2 separate regions of the Homo sapiens genome follow, and region 1 is linked to region 2. The links are chromatin contacts, found by Hi-C in ENCODE. All regions are on one chromosome and are shown on one strand. The core of a region is the stretch at or near the end of the contact, and the rest is flanking DNA. Distances in the headings are between cores, read along the strand shown. Region 1 holds the start of MIR29B2CHG (MIR29B2 and MIR29C host gene). Region 2 holds the start of ELK4 (ETS transcription factor ELK4).

The links. A loop is a pair of places that touch in the nucleus more often than their neighbours do. Pooled maps may share reads with other maps.
Region 1: a map of B cell shows a loop between it and region 2 (20-fold over the local background). The contact joins the promoter of MIR29B2CHG here to the promoter of ELK4 in region 2. A Hi-C loop is called at or near these places in 1 of 168 maps with a recorded cell type or tissue (B cell), 1 of 37 single-sample maps with no recorded cell type and 7 of 50 pooled maps.

What each region holds. Positions count from the first base shown.
Region 1 is chr1:207,820,688-207,824,691 of GRCh38, reverse strand. It overlaps MIR29B2CHG (MIR29B2 and MIR29C host gene), which reads left to right and starts at 1,989. Exons shown (of 6, transcript NR_135299.1): 1 at 1,989-2,488. It overlaps LOC148696 (a long non-coding RNA gene), which reads right to left. Exons shown (of 1, transcript NR_026817.1): 1 at 2,096-4,004. RefSeq lists enhancers at 299-348, 2,119-2,298 and a silencer at 1,799-1,978.
Region 2 is chr1:205,630,761-205,635,148 of GRCh38, reverse strand. It overlaps ELK4 (ETS transcription factor ELK4), which reads left to right and starts at 3,138. Exons shown (of 5, transcript NM_001973.4): 1 at 3,138-3,517. RefSeq lists enhancers at 2,751-3,060, 3,671-4,090 and silencers at 3,231-3,380, 3,471-3,660.

The sequences.
Region 1 (4,004 bases), core at 740-3,239, 2.2 Mb before region 2:
GGATTCTTCAGGCTGCAGTTCAATTTGGTTTTTCAAATTCCTGCCCTGATAGAAGGATCTCATGTGTGGGGTAGGCAGGCAATGTTTTAATTACGCTTTTTGTCCTTAAGAAATTCCAGGGAGAAAAAGGTCCTGGTTTTTGGCCAAAAAGGCAAAAAACAACAGAAATCAGCTATGACTGTAATCCTGGACTTGTCTGTGGCACAAAGAGTTAATGGGACAGTGGTCAGGGTGAGGAACATTTTTTCTCAGGGCTGGAGAAGCCCATATGGCTCAAGAAAACATGTTGCAACATTTAGTACAGGGCAGCCCTGTCTGGGCACTGGGGGCTGCCACTCAAAGAGTTAAGCTACTCTTATGCCTGAGAAGGCCTCAGGGAAGGAGTGAGCCTGAAAGGACAGGGACCTCTATGCCCCAGAGCAGTGAGGTGCAGGAGGGGTGAGGTGGGAGGGTGTGAGCTGAAAAGTGTGGCCAAGGAAGCAGAGTGTAGGCCCAACTTTTTTTGCCTTGTTTGACCAGCCTTGGCACTGCCCTCCGGCTCTCCAGGGGAAAAGCTGCAGTTCTGCTCTTGCAACACAAGGAGCAGACTGGAGAATTTAGATCTGCGTCACAGAGCTGAGAGAGAGAGAGAGAGAGAGAGAGAGAGAGAGAGTGAGAGAGCGAGCGAGCAAGCAAGCTCCGTCGATAGGTCTGCTAGCAACAGCCGTGCTGCAGCAGAGAGAGAGAGAGAAATCAAGAAACAAGTCATAGCAACACCGGGCACCAGGTTCTGCCAGCTCACTTGCTGAGCGTTCAGAGATCTGTCAGGGCCAGAGGCCTCTGGGTAGCCTAGGCTAGGAGATGACACGCAAGGTGGCACGGGCGGTTCCCGTGGGGAGGAGGTGGGGTGGTGGTGGGGGGCAGGGGTGGGAGCAAGAGGTTGTGGGGCGACGGTGGAGGGTTTGATGGGACCAAATTCTGGAACATTCGGGACTGCGGCACCTTACGGCGGGACCAAGATTTGGGTCTGCGCAGGCGGCGATGGGTGGTCCGACGGGCTTCAGGACTTGATGGCGTAACCCCCTTCTTCCCCCACGTATGTATTTGCTGGGATCAGGGGCGCTGTCTCTGTGTATGTGGGTGCTCTGTCTTTCTCACCTTCTTTCTCGATTTTTGCTATTTATTTCTCTGAGGGAGGGTTTTTTCCCACTTTAATTTCTTTTCCCTAGTGTCAGCTGCTCAAGCCTGACCAGGGTAGAGGTGAGAGGAGTGAACCATCCCCTGCTTCCCACCTGACCTCCCAGCTTTTACCCTATTTCCTTCTAGTGGACAGACAGACTGGTTCTCCAAGTTGTTTGGGTGTCAGCGTCCATCTGTCTGTCCGTGCAGGTCTTATGTGGAAGGTAAGGGAGTGAGAAGTGCCGAAAGGAAGACAGAGGGACAGTTTTTTCCCAGGGGTTGCCTTATTGAAAGGTCTGGCCCTGGGATTCTGAGGCTGGTGGGGAGCCGAGTGGCCAGGGTGGGGTGTGGGCTGGGAGAAGTGGGGTAAAGCTGGTAGGTTTGTCACTGCGTAGTTGGGAAAAGTGGGGAATGGTGACGCAGTCACTGTTGCATCTGGTTAGGAGCTCTATGGGGACAGGTAGTGAGGCTCCTGGGGTCTCTGTGGCCAGCTGAGAGGGGTTAAGGATGAGCTAAGAAGGGAAGCTAGCATTTAGAGATTAAATGTCATCCTTTTGGCGTTGGAAAGTTGTTTACCTTGCGCTCTCTGTGTCTCCATGTTGGCTCCCTTCCAGTTCACATGTGATGGCCTTCCCTGTACTGCTGCATCATTAACTAAGTGACTGAGCTGGCCTTCCATTGGCCAGGGGAGGGCTCTCCCTCCAGACACTTCCTCTGATTGGTGGGTGGGCCAATGGCAGGTGAAAAGCTTTTTTTGATTGGCTCAGGGCAGGGTATCAAATCTGAATTTGCATTTCACTTGCTTAAAGGGGAGCGGGGAGAAGCCCAGCAGCTTTCTAAAATCTCTTTAGGGGTGTGCGTAGGCTCCTGTGTCTATGCCTGCTTTTGACTGCCCAGTTGAAGCCTCTTCCTATGCCTTTTAAAATTTCACGCACTATAAGGAGGAAGAGCTCAGGGCTCCCAAAACTTTTTATTTAGAGGGAAGAATGCTAGGGAGATGGGTATGCAGAGGGTTGACCAAATTGGAAGAAAATATTTATTCTGTAGTTTGGTGTTGGAAAAGGGAATTTTCCAATCAGCCACACCTCAGTGTTGCGGCAAAATAATTCTTGGCTCCCCTGGAAACGCATGGGCAAGGTAGGGCAGAGCTGCTGCTGCTGATACTGCCACCACCCTGGGCTTCCTGCTGACTCTGGGCTACTCCCTGGGGACAACAGATTTGCATTGACGTCCGGGGCTGTCCAGAGGCCCTCAAGAGCCAGTTGTGAGCTGAGCCCAGTATGGGAAAGATCTACCTTCTGGAAGCTACTACTACGTGGTGCTTGGAAAGGTGAGGATGGGGGACTGACCCCAGGAAATTGCTCGAAACTCCGCATCTGGTGGGATTTCCAGAAAAGTCAGTGGGAGACGGGAGGTTTGGAGGCCCCGGGTTAGAAAGGTTTGTCAGTCTAGGGAATGAGGAGAATCAGAATAAAACTAGGGCAGCAGGCTGTCCGCCTTTGGTTGGGGGAGGGAGGCCTCGAAAAATCAGGGTCCCGGCTCTCTAACCTGTCTTTGTCGCAGGTCTCACGTTTGTGGGGAGGGGGTTTACCAAGCCCTGCGCCATGCGCAGTGGCCCCCACCCGTGACTGCGCATCTGGAAGCGCAGTGCGCCCTGGGTCTCTGGCCTAGGACGAGCACCGCCCTTCTTATTACATAACTGAGGGCATGGCACGCGCCTTCTCGGCCCTTCCTTGCAACCCTACCTTCTTGCTCCCCAGGGCCCATAGAGCTGGGGAGGGTCTGACTGGGTAGCAGTGAAGGACTGCAATCCCTGGGAGGGCTAACTCTTGTCTAGTTACTGGCAGGAGCCAAGCTTGAGGACAAAAGTGGTGGTTTTCTAGCCTCATCTTGGGGAAGAGGCTACAGAACATCCTTCTGAGTGCCCCATACCACCTATGGCCCCTAGGGCCTCTCTGGTGGAGGGGGTGGCACCCTTCTTTCACTCATGTCCCATCTGATTTTTGAGAGGATGTTTCTGAAGGAAAAGATGTGATGATTATCGGGGGCTTGGTTGGGAGGTAGTTTTGACAGTTTACTCCCCTTGTCACTGGCTTCCCCTCTTTTCCCTGGGTGGGTTTATGATCTTTCTGGACTCCTCTGATGAGCTGCCATTTTGGAGCCATTTCTGCTGGTCTCCGACATGGTGGCGTTGGTTTTTCTGTCCTGCTGTGCCAGTTCCGCAGAGTGGGCGGGGGGCGGGGGCTATGACGGAGGAGGGGAAGGGGGGGCAAAAGCACAGCAGAGGCAGGCACAGTGGTGGCTGCCGCAATGAAGGTGGCTCTAGGGGCAGAGCCGCCTAGTCCCACCCTTGGACACAGTCCTGGGTGGGGATTCAGGTGGAAGGCGTCTGGGTAGGGGTTCAACACCTGGGCCCGGCTTTGCCAGAGCGTGGGTTTCCCATGTCCTCATCAGCCTGGTGCTTGGAGTAGTTCGGAAAAGCTGAGTGTCTGAATGAGAGTGGAGGCAGAGGCTCGGCAGCTCATCTCAGACGTGTCAGACCCGTGGTTTGTGTTCCCCAAATAGGCTCTGTCTCCAGCAGCCTCCCTGTGGGGACAGGGAAGTGAGGTCCATGGCAGCTTTGAGGATCTGTTCGGATGGTCCTGCCTGCTTACTGTTTTTCTTCTCTTTCTCCTCCATGCCCCCTGCCAGTGCCATGGTTCCAGCTGTAGTCCTCTTGTGAGGCTCCCCGCTGCCCGTTCCCCCTCTCTCCAGGCCCTTCTGCGTGCAGCGGCCATCTTGTCTTTCTTGCTCAGAAACTTAAAATGGTTTCTCATAATTCCCAGAGTAAAATTCCTTCCCTTTAG
Region 2 (4,388 bases), core at 1,889-4,388:
AGGATTTTCTCAGGAGGTTCAAGTTTTGAGTTTAGGGAGACCCAAAGGCTAGAACCCAGATATCCCAGATTTTTATTCTTTCTTCTCAGTCATGTTGCAATTTGCTCCACACTTGTCCCCACCTGGGGTTGTGGGTGCTGTCTTTGACTTAAAAGATATCTCTTCTTAATGTCACGTGCTACAGGATATTGCTTGAAAGACGTAACAGGCAACTGGATGGCTCCATGCTTGCTTAGTCAGTCAAAAATCCGTGAAACACTTCTTTAGGAAAAAGGGATAGTGACTGGGAGTAATGATGAAGCAGTGAAATAAAGAGAGGGAAGAGGAAGTTGCCTTGAGAAGTAATGATCATAACTAGGTGTTATTGGGATAGGAAATGTAATTAAATTAGGGGCAAGGGGTTGCAGAGCTGAGTTAACTGCAGTGATTAAGAAAAAAAATCTAGGCCAGGCCCGGTGGCTCACATCTGTAATCCCAACACTTTGGGAGGCCAAGGCAGGCGGATCACGAGGTTAGGAGTTTGAGACCAGCCTGGCCAACACGGTGAAACCCCGTCTCTACTAAAAATACCAAAATTAGCTGGGCGTGGTGGTGCACACTTATAGTCCCAGCTACTCAGGAGGCTGAGGCAGAAGAATCGCTTGAACCCGGGAAGCGGAGGTTGCAGTGAGCCGAGATTGTGCCACTGTAACTCTAGCATGGGTGACTGTGTGAGATTCTGTCTCAAAAAAAAAAACAAAAAACAAAAAACAAAAAACAAAATCTAGGGCAGGCCAGGTAGAAAATACATATTTAAACATTTTAAGCCAGGCGTGATGGGTCACGCCTGTAATCCCAGCACTTTGGGAGGCCGAGGCGGGCGGATCACCTGAGGTCAGGAGTTCGAGACCAGCCTGACCAACACGGAGAAACTCCATTTCTACTAAAAATACAAAAAAATTTAGCCGGGCATGGTGGCGCATGCCTGTAATCCCACCTACTTGGGAGGCTGAGGAAGGAGGCTCGCTTGAACCCGGGAGGCGGAGGTTGCGGTGAGCCGAGATTGCGCCATTGCACTCCAGCCTGGGCAAGAAGAGCGAAACTCTGTCTCAAAAAAATAAATAAACATTGTAATAAAATCTACAAATTTTCTTTGGGATGGCTCTGAGTAACTAAGGCTAAGATCAGGAATCCATCTATCTGGTGGGAAAGTGACCAAACAAGATAACGAAAAAGCAGTCTTTTTGGTTGACCAACGTAACTACCATGGAGTTTGCACAAACAGAACCATCTGTTGTGTGAGGAACCATGGAGAGAGATTGTGTATTTATAGAATCTTGAGTGGGAAAACCAGGCACATTAATTAACTTTTCCCCTCAAGTTCTCTAATTAGAAATCCACTTTTCTTCCTTTCTCTTCTGTCAATATGTACCGCCTTAAAAAAAAGTCAATTTAAAAGCAGACAGATTTGCTATGACTAATTTAAGAACTCCCAAAGCAGGCTGTTTTCCAAAAATACACTGCAATTGACAATGCCGTAAGCTCAGTCTAAAAGGGATATGACACAACTACTGGCCCTAAGGCCGAATCAGATGTTTACTGCCAGTTTGAACAGAGCAGCGTAGTGTGCAGATCTCCACAACCCTTAACTGTTCTTGGTAGGGGGCTTTAAAATGAAATCTTTTTATAAACAAATGTTTCCAATAGGTGTATCCTAAACAGCCTACCTTAATACTTTTTTTTTTCTTGGTTTCCAAGATGGAACTTGTTGCAAGGAAAATTTTATGTTAGGGGCCAAGACTGCTAGTGCTTTTCAGATACTGCATGTTCCTTATAAAACATGTCTTAATATGTTTGCATGCTTTGGTAAAACTAATTTTGGAAAGGTAACATCTTTTGGTAGAGTTGTTTTTACAGGAATAGCTACCTTTGTGGATTATAATTACTCTGTATTATGGAAGAGGAGGCTGGAAATCAAGGAAGTGATGATTCTCTTCCAAAAGCCTACAAAAGGATGACAGAATCACATTTCACTCAGTGAGTTCAATTAACTATACATTCAATTGTGGGGGCAAAAATAAATGACACCACGATTTACTGGGTATCTACTATGTGCTAGGTAATGCACTAAGTACATTATGCTCTATACTTCATTTAATCCTCTCAGCAATGCTGCTCATTATCGTCATTTTACATGAGGAAACTGAGGTCCAGAAAGGTTAAGCAACTCACTACAGGTCACACAGCTAGTAAATGGCCTCGAATAACCAGTAACTCAGACACTGACCTCTCTTTGGTTTCTTGTTAAACAAACACCTAATTTATTTCTTGGAGGTTTTGTTCAGCTGTCCTAATTTATGACTTTACATTCCTTCTGGTGCTAAACTGCTCAAGTAGCCTCTTGTATCAAGTGTGACCTGATTCCTTAAGAATTTTACTTAATGAGAACCTCTAAGCTAGAAACTCTTGCTAGGTGTTTCATGCACCTTATTTTCTTTAATCATTACAACAACTCTAAGATTGGGTTCTCTCCACCTTATAAATGATGACTGTTTTAGAGAGGTTAAGGTTGCTTAAAATTGGTGAGTTAGTGAGGGGTAGAGCCACGAATGGATTTCTGGTCGCTGCCTCCATCGTCAGGGCAAGCTTTTCCCACGACTCCAGCGCTTCCATTTGTCAGTCCCCAGGCTAGAAAGCCACAGTGCTAATTTAGTATTTATCAAGCGTTTGTAGTGTCCTGGGATCTGGCACTTCGATGAGAAAGCTGTGACGGCCCCAACTTCTAACAGCGAGTGGTAAGGAGGACGAGGGACACAGGAGGGAGGAGACTCTCCCCAAAGCTTAGCACCAACAGAAGTGGTCCCCCGCAGGTTGCTCTGCGAGCGCCACCTCTTCCCTCCAACCGAGGAGAAAGTGGCGCGCCTTTGAGGAGTCCGAGGTCCCGGCCCAGGCGGCAGCTTGGGTCCTGGCGGGTTCCGGACGGGCGCCTCAGGGACCTGGAAGCAACCGCACCGAACGCGACGGAGAGCGGCGAGACGACTCCAGGAGGCGCCCGAGCTACATCCCCCGGCCACACCAAACCCGGGTTTGCTGGCAGACGCGGCTCACGACACCCCTTAGGGTCGCAGCCCCTCCCCCGGAAGTGACGTGTAGCGACTACGGCGTCTGGGAGGGACCCAGGAGCAGTCGGGGGGTTTGAGAGTGGCGGCGGCCGCGGAGGGCCTGGCAGGCCCCGCCGCTGCAAGGAACGCCCCGAACGCGCGCGCCCGGCGTGTAGCGGCCCCAAGACCCGCGCCGCCGCTGCCGCGTGCGGGGGCGGGGAGGGCGGGGCGCCAGGAGCCGCGGCGGCGGGAGATGCGGGCGGCTGCGGGCACCCGGCGGGCTCGGCTTGGCCGCCGCCGCCTTCTACGGCTCCGCCGCGGGGGTCGCAGCGGCTGCCGCGCCGTCCTCGAGTTTCCAGCGTGAGGAGGAGGCTGAGGGCGGAGAGGCGCATCGTGTTCGAGGCGGAGACCGAGGGGGAGCCCCGCGCGCGGCGTCGGTGAGCGGTCAGCCCCGCGCGCCCCCTCGGGATCTCGCGGCCACAGCCCCACCGGCCGGGAGCGGGGGCGGGGGCCGAGGGGCGCGCGGCACAACAGGAAGTGGGGGCGGGGGCCGGGGCCGGGCGCGCGCGCTCCCCTTGGGTCCGCCCCCGGCCCGCCGGGCACCGCGGCGCACAGGTGGACGCCGCAGCGCACCGCTCAGCTCTCGTCGCCTCTTGGTCCCCCGAAGTCTCGTGGGCGAAAGGTGGCGGCGATTTTTTCGGCGTGGATGGGGAGGAGGGGAGCAATTCTCATTTTCTGTAGTGACAGGAAGTTGGAAAATGAAAGTACAGTAATTCAGTGCTTACCAAGGCCCGGTGAGGTTGCACCTCTTCCCCCAGACTTTGATCTCCTGTAGGGCACACGCGGCCGTCCGCGTTTCTTCCTCTCCCCTAGCTCGCTAGTCATCCGGTGTCGAGTTTCATTTCTTTTTCTCTTTCGCTCCAGCGGCCCCCCGCCCCTCTTTACTTTCCGCCTTGTGCACAGCTGCATCGAGGCTGGTAACTTCATTCCTGGGAAGATCAATTGGAAACATCTTTCGGGGCGGGATAGTAACTGGCCTTGGAAGGAAATAGGGATGTTGTTGACTGAAGTAGTCAAAAGTACACACTTCACTTTTTCTCCAGCTATTGCTATTTGAAATTTGGGGAATTTAAATAAAGATTCTGGAGTTCTATGCCTCATCAGAATGGTTTGTCCATCTCTTTGGTTGATAGATCAGATCCTCTGTCGTCTTTTCCCACCCCCTACACCCCCTGGCTTGGAAAACTTGGTGCTTCAATATTTAGGTTTGGCAGCGGTGTTTTCATTAAAATGTAGTATGATTCAATA